2 separate regions of the Homo sapiens genome follow, and region 1 is linked to region 2. A link is a loop called in an ENCODE intact Hi-C map of the cell type or tissue named here. Cell type or tissue: endothelial cell of umbilical vein. All regions are shown on one strand.

The links. Peaks named below come from ENCODE experiments on the same cell type or tissue, not always from the same donor. Only the 100,000 strongest peaks of a DNase experiment are listed, where the experiment ranks them.
Region 1: a loop joins it to region 2, with 3 times the contacts of the local background. A loop is called at or near these places in 1 of 110 quality-filtered maps.

Annotation. Positions count from the first base shown.
Region 1 is chr13:104,330,257-104,335,256 of GRCh38, forward strand. No RefSeq gene overlaps it. Among named protein-coding and RNA genes, the nearest start is that of LINC01309, 910 kb to the left of the region's middle. In endothelial cell of umbilical vein, no CTCF peak of the experiment used is centred here; no DNase peak of the experiment used is centred here.
Region 2 is chr13:104,405,972-104,410,971 of GRCh38, forward strand. No RefSeq gene overlaps it. Among named protein-coding and RNA genes, the nearest start is that of LINC01309, 980 kb to the left of the region's middle. In endothelial cell of umbilical vein, no CTCF peak of the experiment used is centred here; a DNase peak (open chromatin) is centred at 2,990; H3K27ac peaks cover 896 bases.

The DNA of each region.
Region 1 (5,000 bases), 76 kb before region 2:
TGTGGACATTGTCTTTATCCAATCTATCACTGATGGGCATTTGGGTTGGTTCCAAGCCTTTGCTATGGTGAACAGTGCTGCAATAAACATACGTGTGCATGTGCTTTTATAGTAGAATGATTTATAATCCTTTAGGTATATACCCAGTAATGGGATTCCTGGGTCAAACGGTAGTTCTGGTTCTAGATCCTTGAGGAATCGCCACTCTGTCTTCCCCAACAGTTGAACTAATTTACACTCCCACCAACAGTGTAAAAGTGTTCCTATTTCTCCACATCCTCTCCAGCATCTGTTGTTTCCTGACTTGTTGCTGATCGCCATTCTAACTGGCTTGAGATGGTATCTCATTGTGGTTTTGATTTGCATTTCTCTAATGACCAGTGATGATGAGCTTTTTTTCATATGTTTGTTGGTCACATAAATGTCTTCTTTTGAGAAGTCTCTGTTCATATCCTTCACCCACTTTTTGATGGGGATGTTTGTTTTTTTCTTGTAAATTTGTTTAAGTGCCTTGTAGATTCTGGATATTAGCCCTATGTCAGATGGATAGATTGCAAACATTTTCTCCCATTCTGTAGGTTGCCTGTTCACTCTGATGATAGTTTCTTTTGCAGTGCAGAAGTTCTTTAGTTTAATTAGATCCCATTTGTCAATTTTGGCTTTTCCTGACATTGCTTTTGGTGTTTTAGTCATGAAGTCTTTGCCAGTGCCTATGTCCTGAATGGTATTGCCTAGGTTTTCTTCTAGGGTTTTTACAGTTTTAGGTCTTACATTTAAGTCTTTAATCCACCTTGAGTTAATTTTTGTATAAGGTATAAGGAAAGGGTCCAGTTTCAGTTTTCTGCTTATGGCTAGCAATTTTCCCAACACCGTTTATTAAATAGGGACTCCTTTCCCCATTGCTTGTTTTTGTCAGGTTTTTCAAATATCAGATGGTTGTAGAAACATTATTTCTGAGGCCTCTGTTCTGCTCTATTGGTCTATATCTGTTTTTGTACCAGTACCATGCTGTTTTGGTTACTGTAGCCTTGTAGTATAGTTTGAATTCAGGTAGTGTGATGCCTCCAGCTTTGTTCTTTTTCCTTAGGATTGTCTTGGCTATACAGGCTCTTTTTTGGTTCCATATGAAATTTAAAATAGTTTTTTAAATTATTCTAAGAAAGTCAGTGGTAGCTTGATGGGCATAGCGTTGAATCTATAAATTACTTTGGGCAGTATGGTCATTTTCACGATGTTGATTCTTCCTATCAATGAGCATGGAATTTTTTTTTTATTTGTTTGTGTCCTCTCTTATTTCCTTGAGCAGTGGCTTGTAGTTCTCCTTGAAGAGGTCCTTCACATCCTTTGTAAGTTGTATTCCTAGGTATTTTATTCTGTTTGTAGCAATTGTGAATGGGAGTTCACTTATGATTTGACTCTCTGTTTGTCTATTATTGGTGTATAGGAATGCTTGCGACTTTTGCACATTGATTTTGTATGCTGATACTTTGCTGAAGTTCCTTATCAGCTTAAGGATATTTTGGGCTGAGACGATAGGGTTTTCTAAATACGCACTCATGTCATCTGCAAACAGAGACAATTTGACTTCCTCTCTTCCTGTTTGAATATCCTTTATTTCTTTCTCTTGCCTAATTGCCTTGGCCAGAACTTCCAATACTATTTTGAATAGAAGTGGTGAGAGAGGGCATCCTTGTCTTGTGCTGGTTTTCAAAGGGAATGCTTCCAGCTTTTGTCCATTCAGTATGATATTCCTGTGGGTTTGTCATAAAAAGTTCTTATTATTTTGAGATACGTTCCATCAATGCCTAGTTTATTGAGAGTTTTTAGCATGAAGAGGTGTTGAATTTTATTGAAAGCCTTTTCTGCATCTATTGAGATAATTACGTGTTTTTTTCCACTGGTTCTGTTTATGTGATAGATTACATTTATTGATTTGCATATGTTGAACCAGCCTTGCATCCTAGAGATGAAGCCAAGTTGATTGTGGTGGACAAGCTTTTTGAGGTGCTGCTGGATTCGGTTTGTCAGTATTTTATTGAGGATTTTCACATCAATGTTCATCAGGGATATTGGCCTGAAATTTTCTTTTTTCGTTGTGTCTCTGCCAGGTTTTGGTATCAGGATGATGCCAGCATCATAAAATGAGTTAGGGAGAAGTCCCTCTTTTTCTATTGTTTGGAATAATTTCAGAAGGAATAGTACCAGCTCCTCTTTGTACCTGTGGTAGAATTCAGCTGTGAACCCATCTGGTCCTGGGCTTTTTTTGGTTGGTATGCTATTAATTACTGCCTTAATTTCAGAACTTGTTATTGGTCTATTCAAGGATTCTACTTCTTCCTGGTTTAGTCTTTAGAGGGTGTACGTGTCCAGGAATTTATCCATTTCTTCTAGGTTTTCTAGGCTATTTGCATAGAGGGGTTTATATTTTTCTCGATGGTAGTTTGTATTTCTGTGGGATCAGTGATCTTCTCTTTATAATGTTTTTGTGTCTGTTTGATTCTTCTCTCTTTTCTTTTTTATTAGTCTGGCTAGCGGTCTATCTATTTTGTTAATCTTTTCAAAAAACCAGCTCCTGGATTCATTGATTTTTTTGAAGGGTTTTTTGTGTCTCCATCTCCTTCAGTTCTGCTCTGATCTTATTTATTTCTTGTCTTCTGCCAGCTTTTGAATTTGTTTGCTCTTGCTTCTCTAGTTCTCTCAATTGTGATATCAGGGTGTCGATTTTAGATCTTTCCTGCTTTCTCCTGTGGGCATTTAGTGCTATAAATTTCCCTGTAAACACTGCTTTAGCTGTGTCCCAGAGATTCTTGTACATTGTGTCTTTGTTCTCATTGGTTTCAAATAACTTATTTATTTCTGCCTTAATTTCAAGAGACGTGGAGTCAGGGTATTTTTAAAAACTTGTTGGTTTTCATAGTGGAAGAAGGTATAACATATCTGTGGGCTCATGGGATGATACAGTAGATACATAAGAAAGTTTATTTGCAGAAGCAACATTCTTGTGTAGGTGAGAAAGCATGGGAGCCACTGAAAAAACAAATGGTTAGCCTTAGAAAGCAGTAGAGATAGTCATCCATGGAGACGGAAATGAGGTCAGAGTATGTGAGTATACAACTGGAAGGTGGGTAGGGTTGGGGATTATGTGGAAGTTATTTTCTGATTTTTCCACATTCACATTTAAGAGACTTAATATTGCAAAATGAAACTGTTTACCTCAGATCCCTGTTATCCGTGTGTAGTGTGGTAGCAATATCCTTTCCAAGAGAAAGTTTATGAACAGAAGCTGTGACCATTTTCCAGGTATAAGATAAAAGCATTGGAAAACCTTCTTAGATAAAAATCTGCCTTTTTCCTAATATTTTTAGTGGGCAATACAGCTGTTTTCCTTAATATGAACCTATCTGTGCTTCACTGGTAAGTAAGTGAGGAATTGAACACTGATGCTATTCCATAATAATGGTGTATATTGAAACAGATTGATAGAGCTTAAAATTGAAAACAGAATTTTAAAAATCTTTGTGTCATTATTTTTTAATTTTCTTCAGGAAACATAACTATGTTCCCTAAGCTAATGGAACACCTTTGAATTTTCATACTTATGCAAAATTAATAATTACATATTTGATATGGTTTGGCTCTGTGTCCCTACCCAAATCTCATGTGGAATTGTAAATCCCCATGGGTCAAGGGAGTGACCTGGTGGTAGGTGGTTGGATCATGTGGGTGGATTTCCCCCATGTCATTCTTGTGATAGTGAGTGAGTTCTCATGGGATATGATGGTTTAAACACGTGGCACTTCCCCCCTCACTCACTCTCTCCTGCCGCCTTGTGATGAAGTTGCTTGCTTCCACTTTACCTTCCCCCATGACTGTAATCTTCCTGAAGCCTCCCCAACCATGTGGAACTGTGAGTCAGTTAAACCTCTTTCTTTATAAATTACCCAGTCTCAGGTAGTTCTTTACAGCAGTGTGAAAATGGACTAATTTCTTTCTGAAAGAAAATCCTCATTTTTGTAATGTGGAGAGATTATTTTTAATTCATAAATTGTTTATTAAACTACTAAAAATAATTATTTTTAAAGTAATTTTTCTGGCATATTATTTTTTAAATGAACATATCAGTGCCAATAGGTAGTCTGAGGAAAGGATACAGAAATCCAGAGGTACTGATAATTATGTTGAGCTGCTCCTGGGTATATTGGAGTCTTCATTTCTCTATGCCAACCACACTGACATAACCTTGCTTAATAAATGGCTACAGACACAAAGACACTATATTCTTGCAGCATCAGCCCTCTGCTGACATACCTTATCACTGCAATTTGTCTCACCTTTCGTTGTGTGTACTATCTTTCTGAAGTTTTATCTAGTCAACTGCCATAAACTGCTGTTCTAAAACACATTTTTCACATCTAATGAGAAAGGTGATTTTGCAAAAGAAAGTTAATGGCCTCTGTGCTATTGCCTTCTCTCCCTCAAACCTGCACAGCAGTAGCATCAAATGTCTTGAGATAGATAGAGTTGATATCATGTTTGCTTTGGATACCTTCAGAGCTACAAAGTGTGACACAGCCTTGGAGAGGAAGGGAAAAAATGTAAGTATTATTTGGAACTCTGGGGAGGATGAAGAACTGAACTCACAACTGGAAATATGTAATAATCTACACTTGGCTACTAAATGTGGAGAGTGGTGATTTTCTTTCTTCTTTTTTCTTTCTCTTTCTCCCCTCCCTCCCTCCCTCTCTCTTTCTTTCTTTCTTGCTTGCTTGCTTGCTTGCTTTCTTGCTTTCTTGCTCTTGCTCTCTCACCCAGGCTAGAGTGCAGTGGCACAATCATAGCTCACTGCAGCCTCCACCTCCTGGGTTCAAGTGATTCTCCTGCCTCAGCCTCCGGAGTAGCTGGGATTACAGGCATTCACCACACCTGGACAACTTTTGAATTTTTAGTAGAGAAGGTGTTTCACTATATTTGCCAGGCTGGTCTTGAACTACTGACCTCAA
Region 2 (5,000 bases):
ATGAGCAGAAACAATCTACTGTTTCCTCTTTAACACAACAAGGATTCCTGAGTGCTCATGGACTCAAAAGTGAAAGATAACTCATCTCAAGCCACCTTGAAAACATGAGGTGGTCATAGCCAAGAGCATTGCCTTTGGGTGAAGTACACCTAGAAATATGTGTCTATGACTATATGAGCAAATAGCCATCACTCAGGGCCATCTATGTAAGATACCAAAACTGGAAAAGAAGAAATCACAAATGACATAGGACTGATAATGAGGAAAATATGATATAGAATCTATTAAAATAATTGTTTAAAATGCCATTGCTTAGTTCTATAAAACTAAGTTTGCAATCCTAAATGAATTCAATAATTTTCTAGGAAAATATAAACTAACCAGCCTTACTTCTACAATAAATAGAGAAAATTATAAAGAACTACATCCAAATAAGTACCAGGCATAGCAAATTTCAAAGCATATTCCACCAACTATTTAAGACATAAATAGTCTTAGTATATCAAATAAAATATCTAGGAATACATTTAACATGAAAAGTAAGATATTTGCATTAATAAAATGTAAAACATTACTTTTCCTCTACTGGAGAATTGAAACAGAAAAAAAAGACCTTTAATTCCTAAAACTGAAGCTAAGATTATCCTGACATTTTAAAAAGCTCAAAAAGATAGGACAAAGAAAATCATAGACCAATCATTCTTTTGAACAGCAATGGAAAGAATTTCAAGTAGGAAACAGAATCCAGATTCAACATGGTTTTGATGCCTCATAAGCAAGTAGGGTTTATAATAGTAATGCAAAGATGCTTTGGACTTAGAATATTTTATTGGCCATACTAATAAATAAAACTTTAAAAAGATCTTCTCATTATATAGTCGACATGCAGTTTAAAATGTTATCACCGATTCTTTATATAAAGTCTTAAAAAATGGATAATTACTTTTATAATGGGTAAAATTCTTATCTATTTAAGGAAAATATAAAAATTCCTATAACAACATTATCATAATATTATAAAGCATATAAGATCTTAGTGAAAATATTCTCTTTAAATTAGGAATCGTAGAAAGAATATCTTTTTTCTTCATCTTAATCATTACCATCTTCTTATTACTACAATTAAGCATTCTTCAGGATGTACAGACATACTTGAAACAAAAGAATAAAAGGCCTCATAAAAGAAACAAATTTTTAGCAAAAAAAAAAAAAAAATGAAGAGAATCAAATGGACATTTTAGACCTGAAAAAAAAAAAAAAAGTTCAGTGATTTGGCTCAACAGCGTAATGGAGGTGACAGAGAAGAGAATTGGTGACCTAGAAGATGGGGCAGTAGAAATTACCCATTTCGAAGAATAGAGAGAGAATAGACTGGAAAAAAAAATGAACAGAGACGCAGGGACTAGTGGTACAATAACAAAATATTTAATACACATGGTTTTCAGAGTTCTAGAAGAGAAGAAAGTGGGACCAAAAAGTTTCAGACATAATCAGTGAAAGCTTCCATATTTGTCAAGAGATTAAATTTACATATTACAGAAACTGACCAAACCCAAATAGAATACACCGAAAGAAATCAAAGCCAATGCACATCTTTTTCTTTTTTTCTTTTCTTTCTTTCTTTTCTTTTCTTTTTTTTTTTTTTTTTTTTGGGAGACGAAGTGTTGTTCCGTCGCCCAGGCTGGAGTGCAGTGGTGTGATCTTGGCTCACTGCAACCTCTGCCTCCTGGGTTCAAGCAATTCCCCTGCCTCAGCCTCCCAAGTAGCTGGGATTACAGGTGTCCACCACCATGCCTGGCTAATTTTTGTATTTTTAGAAGAGACGAGGTTTCACCATGTTAGCCAGGCTGGTCTCGAACTCCTGACCTCAGGTGATCCACCTGCCTCGGAGGTCCAAAATGCTGGGATTACAGGTGTGAGCCACTGCGCCGGGCCTCACATCACTATTAATCTGCTGAAAACAGAAGACAGAGAAAAGAATAATGAAGAATGCCAGAGAAAGGTGACAACTCGCCCATAAGAAAAACACAATAAGAATAACCATGGATCTCTCAGCTGAAACTGTGGAGGCCAGAATGAAGAGAGACCTAGTTTTCAGATGTTGAAAGGAAAGAACCATTCACCCAGAATCCTATAACCAGTGAAAATATCTTCCAGAATGAAAAGGAAATTAGGATATTTTCAGATGTAGAAAAACTAAGAATTGTTCACCAAGCTTCTTATTCTAAAGTGCATATGACAAGGCGAAGGGTCTGGAATAGCTAAAATAATCTTGTTAAAGAACAAATTGGGAGGAATTACTCTACCCAACATTACTTATGGCTGTAGTAATCAGGACAGTGTGATCTTGGCTGAGGGGCAGACATATGGACCAAGAATCAGAATAGCAAACACAGAAATACACCCACACTATTATTTCCCAACTGATTTTTAACAAAGGCGTAAAAGCCATCTAATGGAGAAAGCCCTTTCAATACATGGTGTTTCAACTACTGGACATCCATAGGCCAAAAAAAAAAAAAATTGACTTAAGTCAATATAAAAATTAACTCAAAATGGATCATGGAATTAAATGTTAAACTCTTAAAACTTTTACTTGAAAAATAGAACATTTTTGGGATACAGGACTAGGCAAAGAGTTCTTATGCCAGACAGCAGGTTGAAAGAAAGAAGCTACAGAGTGGGAGAAAATATTTGCAAATCACTTATTTAACAAATGTCTAGTATCTAGAATTTATAAAGAGCTCTCAAGATTTAACAATAAAAACATCAAACAGTACGATTAGAATATGGCAAAAGTCATAAAGAGACATTTCCCTGAAGAAAAAATACAGATGGCAATTGAGCACATGAAAAGAAGCTCAATATCATTAGCCTTTAGGGTAATGAAAGTAGAAACCACAGGGAGATATCACCACATACCTATCAGAATGGCTAACAGTAAAACAAACAAACAAACAATACCAAACCCTGATAAGGAAGGAGAGGAACTGAATCATTCATACATTGCTAGTGAGAATGTAAAATCATAAAGCCACTCTGAAAAACAGTATGTCAGTTTCTTAAAACACTAGACAACCAGGCAATTGCACTCCTGAGAACTTATCCAAGAATATTGAAGATATGTTCACATAACAAGCTGTACACAAATGTTTGTAAGTCTTATTCATATAACAAAAACTGAAAACAATTCAGCTGTCCTTCAATAAGTGAATTATTAAATAAACCATGTTGTATTCACACCATAGACCACTACTCAGCAATACAAACAACAGACTATGGATACACATGACAACAAAGCTGAGTCTCCAGAGATTTATGTTCAAAGAAGAAGCGAATTCCAAAAGGCTTTACATTCTGTGATTCTATTTATATCATATTCTTGAAATAAATTATAGAACTGAAGTAGAGATTAGTGGTCTCAGTGGGACCACAGGTGAGGCAGGAGACACTGGGTGTGGCTACAGAAGAACAACAGAAAAGACATTGTGATGTAAATATTTTGTACTTTGTATTAATATGCTGGTTGTGATATTGTATTACAGTTTTGCAAGATGCTATCATTTGGAGAAACTGGGTAAAGAGTACATAGCTTCCTTTCATATTATTCCTTATAGGTATAGGTGAATCAAAGATTATCCCCCCAAAATATTTTTAATAAGTCAGAAGGGAAGTATTTTGAAAAATTTATTATTTTAAGGTATTATATTTTTACCTGGAAAGATGATAAATAAGATACAAATTAATTTAGATTAAAATATACCTCATTTAATTGGCCAGCTACAAAGTTATATATCTTGTATGTAGATAAACAGTGAAATAGAATATATAATCAATATAATTAAAGAATAAACACTGGTCGAGAATTTTTAAAACACTCCAGAAGGACACAGTCTTGCAATAAATCAAATATATTATGTTCTAGAAAATGAAATCTCATATTTTAAAACATCTCTTTTCCCTAAATCAATCTATATATTTTATGTAATTCCAATAAAAATGTCAATTAAAATCTGTTTAAAACATCAGTGGGATTATGAAGTCCTTCTGAAAAACAAATAATACTTCTAATAATGAAAGATAAGAAAAAATTTACCAAATATTATCATTAAAGAGTGTTAGTGACACATAAGTGTGTGTGTTTGTCTGTGTGTGTGTGTGTGTGTGTGTGTTTGTGAAGAGACAGGAAAGAGAAGGAGAAAGAGGTAAAAGGAAAAAAAAGTTTGAGAACTAACCAATAATTCTGTAATACATTATGTAATTAGTATATGTAAGAGAGACATTTCAAGTCATAGAGAAAAGATCTCTTATTAAATAGCATGGCAACATTTGAATTAAAAAATACATTTTAATTTCTATTTTACAACTCTATTAAAAGAAATTCCAGAATTATTGAATAATGAAAGAAAAACATAACTAAAGTGCAATAAAATCAATGTAGCATATTTAATTTTAATTTACTTTGTCAGTGGGTAGGTCTTTTTCAACAACATACAAATTCCAGAAGGTATGGTACAAAGATGATTCATAAATTCAAACTAAATAATTTTTAAATGCAATAATTGTTTAAAAGCATGACAGTTGGGGACAATTGACCATTTAATGTCCAGTCTCTGAGGCCTACTGCATGCCTACTGGAGAAGAATTGTTCCTCGTGCACATGTGTCTTCTGGTTAAATCTGGATGACCTAATCCAGATGGGGTTCTGCTGGGTGGCTCTGTTGCAGCCTGCAGACCAGCTGGGCTTGGATTCTGGCTGTGGTCGGGCTGAGGTCTCTCCATAAATTTATTATGGTGACCAGGGTAGGAGGGCAGTGGCGATAGTGATTAGAAGAAACCTCTTCTAATTGTGGATCACAAAAGGCAAGTTTTTTAGAATAATCTTTTAAACAAATTTTAATTCTTCACTACTGTCACATCTACTAACTCATCTTTGGCCAAAGCAAGTCATGTTGACAAGGACAGAGTTAAAGGGCAAAGAAGTATACTCTCTCCTGATG